Regions from separate parts of the Homo sapiens genome. Here region 1 is linked to region 2. Evidence: chromatin contacts called from ENCODE Hi-C or POLR2A ChIA-PET data. All regions are on one chromosome and are shown on one strand. The core of a region is the stretch at or near the end of the contact, and the rest is flanking DNA. Distances in the headings are between cores, read along the strand shown. Region 1 overlaps DST (dystonin). Region 2 overlaps DST (dystonin).

Region 1 (4,230 bases), core at 140-2,639, 35 kb before region 2:
TATTTTAAATTTATTCCTTCACATTTGAAAGAGGATATTTGGTCTAAATATTTTTTCTTTTTGTAAACTTTAATTTATTGACACATAAATGCATTTGGAGAGGAAGAGGCCCTGGATGCCATTGTTGGACACACTCTGTTTGTTAGTCATCTACTTGGTTACTGCATGGGAGACACCCAACTGACTATCACAGATTTTATCACTGTTCCATCACGACTTTGGAAAGCTTAATTTACTCATGGCGCAGATATTCTTTGCCCACATAGTGAAGTCAGTGACTTCATGACTCCACCAAATCAATCACACTGTTCTTTATTTTCTGATTTGGTGGCGGGAAGATAATATAAATCCTCAAGCTGAGAACACAGTGGTATCTTTTAGAGAACAGAAAAAAAAGCTCTATTTCCTCTGTGGTTTTGACCATTGCAAAGTGATCGAGAATAATTTCACATCTGTGGGCTCAGATTAAATAGGGGAATTTTTTTTTTTTTTTTTTTGAGATGGAGTTTTGCTCTTGTCGCCCAGGCTGGAGTGCAATGGTGCGATCTCGGCTCACCGCAACCTCTGCCTCCCCGCAATCTCCGCCTCCTGGGTTCAAGTGATTCTCCTGCCTCAGCCTCCCAGGTAGCTGGGATTACAGGCATGTGCCACCACGCCCAGCTAATTTTGTATTTTTAGTAGAGACGGGGTTTCTTCATGTTGGTCAGGCTGGTCTCGAACTCCTAACCTGAGGTGGTCTGCCCGCCTCAGCCTCCCAAACTGCTGGGATTACAGGCGTGAGCCACTGCCCCCAGCCAAAATAGGGGAATTTTTGAAGCATCAACTTTATAAAGGGCTAATGAAAAATACTGCTTGGTAGAGTGTATTGCTTTGGGTTCTTAAAACCTACAAATAAGACTTTTTTCCCCAGACCTTAGATTTATGTTAGTAGTTCCTAAACTTTAGCCTTATCGAACTCACTTGGAAATATTTTAAACTTTAAAAAGTTGCAAAAATAAAGTAGTACAAGGAACACTGATAGACTGTTTACCCAGATTGAGCTCTTGTTAATGTTTTACCTAGTTTGCTTTATTATTCTCCCTTCCCCAGTCGTGTGTGTGTGTGTGTGTGTGTGTGTGTGTGTGTGTGTGTACTTTTTTTATCTGAACCACTTGAGGGTAAGTTATATATACCATAATCCTTTACCTCTAAATACTTCAGTATGTATTTCCTAAGAATAGGGTTATTCTGTTTTGGACCACACAGTTAGCAACTTCATAAATTTATATTGGTATAATATTTTAATGTCTGTATTTCAGTCTTGTTTGTTGATCTTTTACATCATCCTCTCTTCCCCGAGGGCAAGGACCAGTTCAGGGTCAGGTATTGCATTTAGGTGTCATGTCTCTTTAACCTGCTTTATTTGTTTATTTAATTAATTATTTTTTTTGAGACAGAGTCTGGCTCTGTCACCCGTGCTGGAGTGCAGTGGCGTGATCTCAGCTCACTGCAACCTCTCCCTCCTGGATTCAGGTGATTCTTGTGCCTCAGCCTCCTGAGCAGCTGGGATTACAGGCATGAGCCACCATGCCCAGCTAATTTTTAGTATTTTTTAATAGAGACGAGGTTTCAATATGTTGGCCAGACTGCTGCCTTTGTCTCCCTAGGTGTTGGGATTATAGGTGTGAGCCACCATGTCCTGCCAACCTGCTTTAATTGGAAACAGTTTCTATAGCCTTTTTGGAGACTTGTATGAAATTGACATTTTTGAAGAATACAGAACAAGAATTTATTTATATAGAATGGAAAAATGGATTAATAGCAAAATATCTTTTGAACCTAAAATTATTTCATGACAAGAAGACAAACTTTTTGTTTTTTCTTATGAGGGCCATTTAAGCAATTATAAGTCATTTTAGTGTTTGTTGATAAAATTGTGAACTATCTTTTCAAATTAAGAACACCAAAATTTTATTCAGTAATTCCCTCAAATAACTTTAGTTCTATCTTGTGGTCAACTTATAGTTTTTCTTCTTCTTGACTTTCTTATTCCTGATTATCATTATTACTACCACCACTGTCAATGCCATTTATTGAGTGCTTATTATGTGCTTGACCCTGCACTAGATACATTACATACATTATCTGATTTAATCCTTATTTTATCAGTGAGAAAACTGAGGCTCAGGGAGGATAAGTTATCTGCCCAACATGAAGTAGCTAAAATGTTGGCAGAGCTGAGATTTAGTCCTTCGTCCTTCCTGGCTCCACAGAACTACATCATGCCATTGCATTATGCCAAAATATAAAGACACAGAATCTTGAATCATGAAGAAGAAATGGAGACAGAGAAGTAGAAAGAAAGCAATATGCTAGGGCACATGGCCTCTTTGCTGTGTTCTAATTTCTTTCAGCATTCCCTCATATACTCTATCTTGGCTGGTATGCCCTGGCCTTGTTATGTAGCCATAAATTTCTATTTGCATTCTTCTTCAATCAACACACTAGGCAAGAGTTTAGAGATACAGATAAAAGTATGCAAAGAAGCCAAGCAGCATTCCTGAGGGTCATTGTTTTAGCTGGAAAAGGGTAATTTCTAAAGCGTTTTCAAAGAAGAAAAAAAATTACACTTTGTTCAGTGGTGCTAACATATTCTAAATCATGTTGTACAGATCTTCACATTGGAAGTGTGTGTGTTCTGTGACAGGTCTCAGTTAATTTAGAATGTTTGTTTTTCCAAGGTTGAGGATGTGTGCCCATGACATAGCCTCAGGAGGTCCTGACGAAATGTGCCCAACGTGGTCCGGGCACAGCTAGGTTTTATGCATTTTAGGGAGACATGAGACATAGATCAATATGTGTAAGATGTACATTGGTTCAGTCCAGAAAGGTGGGACAACTCAAAGTGGGGAGGTGGCTTCCAGGTCACAGGTAGATAAGAGACAAATGATTGCATTCTTTTGAGTTCTGATTAGCCTTTCCAAAGGAGGCAATGAGATATGCATTTATCTCAGTGAGCAGAGGGTGACTTTGAATAGAATGGGAGGCAGGTTTGCCCTAAGCAGTTCCCAGCTTGACTTTTCCCTTTAGCTTAGTGATTTTGGGGCCCCAAGATTTATTTTCCTTTTACAGTTCTGTAGTAGGAGGATTAAAGCACTAGACTTGGTTTGTTATTCAAAACTAGACTCAAAGCTGCATAAGGACAGGTTATATCTGTTATAAGAAACAATGCATCTGCGGCCTCTAGCATATTGTCTGATACACTGCTGTTTTCCTCAGACCGTACTAAGGAATTTGATGTGTAATGAATGAATATGAAACTAAATAAAGCTTTTTTTCCCACTAGTATACTATATTACTTCTATGATGGAGAAGTGAAAGGCTTGCTTTGGTAGGAGTGAGATAAACGTTAGTCTGCAGGAAAAGAGAAATAAACTTATGGTGACTTTCTTCTTATAAAGCTAAAAAGGTCTATTTAATTATAGGTATAGAAACTGAGGCCCCAAGTCCAACAGGTTGACCAGTGGGGTCCAAGTTAGGATTCATTCTTCTGACTGCTATGTTCTGTCCACTGGATAAACCAGTTTCTCCATTTATAGCTAGGTAGTAGGAAGTTTACTCATATTCATAGGTGAGATTAATTAATTTGCCCTAAGTTACTAATTAGCTTTGCTGTTCTTAACCACTGTTGTCTTATTGTAGATGTAGCCAGGTTTCTTTGAAGGTCTAAGATATTCTTTTCCATAGAATCAAATAGAAAACCCCATTTCCAGGCTCTAGTGAGGGTTTACCATATTGCAAACCTGAGGGAGAATTCAGAGACTAGTTTTAGTCTGACAGAGGGACTGACAGAGAAAGACAAATAGCAAAGGAAATGAAACCTGTAATCAGAGAGGTAGAAGGCCACTCCTTCCAGGGAAGGAATTGGACTTGCTGAGGAGTTTGGAAACTGAGTCATTTGAACCTAATATAATATAGAAGAAATTACTGTGTTGTGAACATTTAAAAGAGGGCTGACTTCAAAGGGAAGCTGTTGAAGCTGGGAAGGCTATTGCGTATTTCCAAAAGTGTTGAAATTCATACCTGACTGGATGGCACAATGCTGTTGATGTACAGTGTTAATATATTCTGATGCTGTTGTTTGCTTAAATATATTTTTATCAAAAAATTTCAAGTAATCTTGTTTGTGATTAAAAAAAAAACTCTCCTGGAAAATCCACTAGGTTTAAAATTTAAGGAACCCATGGCATT
Region 2 (4,595 bases), core at 1,745-4,244:
TTGGGAGGCTGAGGCAGGAGAATCACTTGAACCCAGGAGGCAGAGGTTGTGGTGAGCTGAGATCACGCCATTGCACTCCAGTCTGGGCAACAGGAGTGAAACTCTGTCTCAAAAAAATAAAAAAAGTTTTGCTTCTAATATACTGTGGCATAGTGTTCTAGAATCCATTGTATTTTAGGGCTTTAATTATAAGATGATGTAACAAATTATCACCAATATTCATAAATTAGACCAAAATCTATTTGGAATGGAACACATCTATGTTTTGGTTAAATGGAAATGTTCTCTCTTATTTAAATGAAATAACTTTTTTTAGTATGACAATAACTTGAGATAAGAATTGTTTTTTGGTTATGCCAAGATATAAAGATTTATAGCAGTGGTAATCATCCTCACTCAGAGTGACTCAGCCTTTTTCTCTATACTTTACATAAATAATGGAAGCAATTTCAAAAGACCAATTGTTTTATTTTAACAATATTTGTTATAGCATCATAAATGGAATCTGTTTTTCAGTCAGGCTTTCTGAAGGTAAGCATTATCATTACAGTAATCCTATATCATTAGCCACCACATGCTAGATCCAGAGATACTAAGGTAATGAAGTATATTGTTCTGTTTATTGGGAGAGTGTCCATGAAATTAACTATAACATAGGGTGATGAATATTATTGGTGATATAAATGAAAATAGAAATGTATGGGAAAGGAGCATTGTAGTGGGATCTGAATGGCTTTAGAGAATGTAGGAAATTTTCACAGATACTAGAGATAGGCTTTGAAAGATGAATGCCAGTAACCAGGCAGACTAAGTTGGGCCATTTCTGGGAGAGGTAGCAGTGTATATGGCCTAGAAATGGACAGCTGCTTAGTTTGGCAGGTGTATTAGTTCATTTTGTGTTGCTGTAAAGGCATACCTGAGGCTGAGTAGTTTATAAAGAACAGAAAAGAGGTTTATTTGGATCATCATGGTTCTGCAGGCTGTATAAGAGACATAGTCCTGGCATCTGCTTCTGGTAAGGTCTCAGAAAATTTTTCAGTCATGGTGGAAGGCAAAGGGGAAGCAGGATTGTCACATGGTAAGAGAGAGAGAGAAGGAGGAGGAGGGGTAGGAGGTACCAGGCTGTTTCAAACAACTAACTCTTTTTTTTTTTTTTTTTTTTTGAGAGGGAGTCTCGCTCTGTCGCCCAGACTGGAGTGCAGCGGTGCAATCTTGGCTCACTGCAACCTCCACCTCCTGGGTTCAAGTGACTCTCCTGTCTCAGCCTCCCAAGTAGCTGGGATTATGGGCACGCATCACCACATCTGGCTAATTTTTCTATTTTTATTAGAGGCAGGGTTTTACCATGTTGGCCAGGCTGGTCTTGAACTTCTGACCTCAGGTGATCCACCTGCCTCGGCCTCCCAAAGTGCTGGGATTACAGGCATGAACTGCCGTTGCTGGCCTCAAACAACTAACTCTTAAGTGGGTAAGAACTCATTACTGTGGGGATGGCCGAAAGCCGTTCATGAGGGAGCCGCCCCTGTGACCCAGACACCCCCCACTAGGCCCATCTCCAACATTGGGAGTCACATTTTCAACATGGAATTTGGAGGGGACAAATATCTAAACTTCATCAGCAGAGATGGAGGGAAGGATTGGGGGAGTGCAGATCACTGGTTGCCCCTCCATCATGTTAGTACAAATATCAGCCATTATACATTTATAGTCTCTTGAATAATGTACCACTCATTACCTTTGAATACACTGAAAATCAAGTTAAAAACAAAAAAAAATCTGGGACCTTATTTTTACCAGCTTCTCTTCTGGGATGTTCAGTTTTTGCTACCGGAGAATGTTTTTAAATGATTAAGGAAAATTTTACAATGCAGGATCTGTTATTGACAAACATCTACAGTATCATTGCTAACTTGACTAACTGAGTATTCTTACTTAGTAAAATATAATGAGTTCCATCTTTTGATCAGTCTAAAGACTACCTAGTGAAAGGCAATTATTAATTTTTTTAGTAGTGAAATGATTTGTACTTATGTGTAAATCCATTTCATGCTATTCTAATTTTTTTTTTTTTTTACCATATCTATGACTCAGTGTTAGAAATATGCACACCTTAGATAATCAAGTCTCATACTGATTCATTATTTTTCCAGCAAGGCCCTCATAAAAACTGTATAATATTTAACTAGGGTATGATTATAAAAGTTACATATAAAGTTTAACTACATATATATATATGTATATATATATATATGAATGCACATATATTTCCTTTTGCTAAATCTTTCATGCTTTAAATTATATAATTTATCTATTTGGTATCACATTAAAGTCCTAATAATTAGATAAGGTCATGGCTTGGAAATTTATATTATTTGAAAAGTATTATAAACTATTTTAAAAGATTGATTTTTTTTAGAAACAATTTTATTAGAGAATTATAAGCATTTAGCACTTATCTCTCCTGCTAGCTATTGAATCAGCTTATTATTTTTTATGACTTGTTTTGAATAAGAGTCTTAATAAAATTTACAGAGATCTTTGAGCTTTTGATGTGTTTGTGTGCAAGTACCAAAATTAGTTGGTATTTCTTAAGAAAAAAAAATATATGGTAGAGGGTAGAGAGTCTCTGAAATTCAATTTGAAAGGCACTTTGAATCCAAATTTGAAGGGCACTTTCCTAAATCTCTCCTGACTGGTGTTTGCTTTCTTTTTGCTCTCATTCGTTGAACCACCAAATAGTTTCAAAGGTTAAGTGCAAACTTCATTAGTGTATCTGCATTTCAGAAAACCGAAGGTTAAAAACAGTCATAATCTTCTCATACAGTGAAGCTAAGGGTTTGCCTTGAGAGCTCATCAGTGTTGTAATTTGACAGTGAGCAGTAATGTTTGTCTAAGAGGATTGGTGGCCAGAAATAAGCCACAGTGTCTAATGAGACACGGACCGGCTGGGCAGGATGCCACGGCATTTCTTGTGTGTGCCTTTCTCATAAGCAAAATGGCCTCAGACTGAAGAGGATGGTCATAAAGTCTGTGTGGAACAGATGTCAGAGTGGAATTTTCAGACTTAATGGAGAGGATCTAAGTAAGCTCTGGATTTTGAAATGAGTGAATCTATGGAGCTGTGATCTCCTACAAATCAAATGGGGAATGTCTGTGGATGTGTAAGAGCTGAGAAAGAAGAACAATATGTAGATCCTGCCAAAACTCCTTTGAACCCTGAAAAATACTCTCCTGGAAGAAAATATTTCAGAAGAAAACCGATCAAAAAAACTGGAGGTGACAAAGAGTCAGTTGGGGCAAACAATGAAAATGAAGGCAAGAAGAAGAGCAGCAGTCAGCCTTCAAAAGAACAGCCAGCTCCTTTATCCAGGGGACTGGTACAGCAGGAATCTGTTACCCTAAACTCTGCACTGGGAGATGGTATTCAGCAAAAGAAGACAGAAGTTGTAGCTGACAGCGTTAAACAGAAACTTCTGCCGAGTGCTGTAAGCAGTTGGTCTGACTGTGTGAACACTTCTCCTGCTAAAGACAGTGAAACAGAAGTAAAAGTTAGTGAACTGGATGAAAGGATTTCAGAAAAAGACAGCACTCCATATTGCGCAAAGAGGAAGAAACATTTAGATGATGTCAACACAAGCGAAATAACATTCCAGGAAAAAACTGATGTTTTTTCTTTCCGAAAGGCAGCCAGCTTAAGCTCTATTCCCTCGGGTATAGAAAGATCACTCGAAAAAAGTGGGTTTCCTGAAGACCCACCAAAAAGTTATAGCAGTATTCAAGAAAAGCAAAACACTGAGAGATTTTGCCCTCATGCAACACAGCATTTTCAGTTTAAAAAAAAGAGATGCCATTCCCTTTATACTAGTATGTCCTCTGTTTCTAAGGACACAGATGGAAATGAGGTAAGTGAAATGTGGAGTCTGAGTTCAAGTAAATAAGTGTTCCAGGTGCTCACATCAGACTGACATCTAATTTGTCTTTTATAAAGTTATTTTCATATTAGTGTATGTAAAAGCCATAGAGTTTCTGTTGCGTTTTGTTAGTAGCCTCAGGTTTGATTGTTATGATTTTATTTTTGTGCTGTGCACATTCTTTGACCACACTTTAATCTAAAAATCCTGTACATTTTCATTATTGGTGGAAGACTTTAAAAAGCACTACAGTAAGAGAGTGCATATCTTTTGAATTTTTCTGGTTCATGATTCTTGACTTTGCCTGTGGAATAGCCTGTGGAAGCTTAGTTGGACTGTAGGTAAAAGTTCAATTAGAAATAGTCATGAGAAGACAATAGCTTTGTAACAAATAATAGGATACTGTAAAATTATCAGTCAATACCGACTTGCTGATTCATGAGTTTGAAAAGCCAGATTCTGGTTCTCTGTTGATTTTCATGTGCAGAAACATTCACATAATTGCTGTCAATTCTGTGCATATGTTTTGAGGGCTAGGGTACATCTTTTCCTTTATGTTATTCCCCAGCCCCAGTCTAAAATCAGAAATTGTTAGGGTAGCATGCCATAGGAATTTGAAAATGACACAGACTACTAGGAAGTTGAGATCTTTATTCCTAACACTGATATTTAGCTTTAGACAAG

The links. Hi-C counts contacts between places; a loop is a spot of excess contacts on that map. ChIA-PET counts read pairs that join two places held with the same protein, here RNA polymerase II (POLR2A). Pooled maps may share reads with other maps.
Region 1: a loop to region 2 is called in a map of Caco-2, with 3 times the contacts of the local background. The contact joins two enhancer-like sites. A Hi-C loop is called at or near these places in 1 of 168 maps with a recorded cell type or tissue (Caco-2) and 1 of 50 pooled maps. POLR2A ChIA-PET finds 5 or more read pairs at or near these places in 9 of 52 experiments (Caco-2, GM12878, H1 and 6 more).

The regions. Positions count from the first base shown.
Region 1 is chr6:56,725,875-56,730,104 of GRCh38, reverse strand. The region is part of intron 5 of DST (dystonin); the gene reads left to right. Among named protein-coding and RNA genes, the nearest start is that of DST-AS1, 120 kb to the left of the region's middle. Within about 2 kb of position 1,389, at least 5 of the 41 ENCODE cell types and tissues checked have a DNase peak (open chromatin) inside an H3K27ac peak, as active enhancers do; they include PC-9, where a contact is called at or near this core.
Region 2 is chr6:56,691,695-56,696,289 of GRCh38, reverse strand. All of the region lies in intron 9 of DST (dystonin), which reads left to right. Among named protein-coding and RNA genes, the nearest start is that of DST-AS1, 150 kb to the left of the region's middle. Within about 2 kb of position 2,994, at least 23 of the 41 ENCODE cell types and tissues checked have a DNase peak (open chromatin) inside an H3K27ac peak, as active enhancers do; they include PC-9, where a contact is called at or near this core.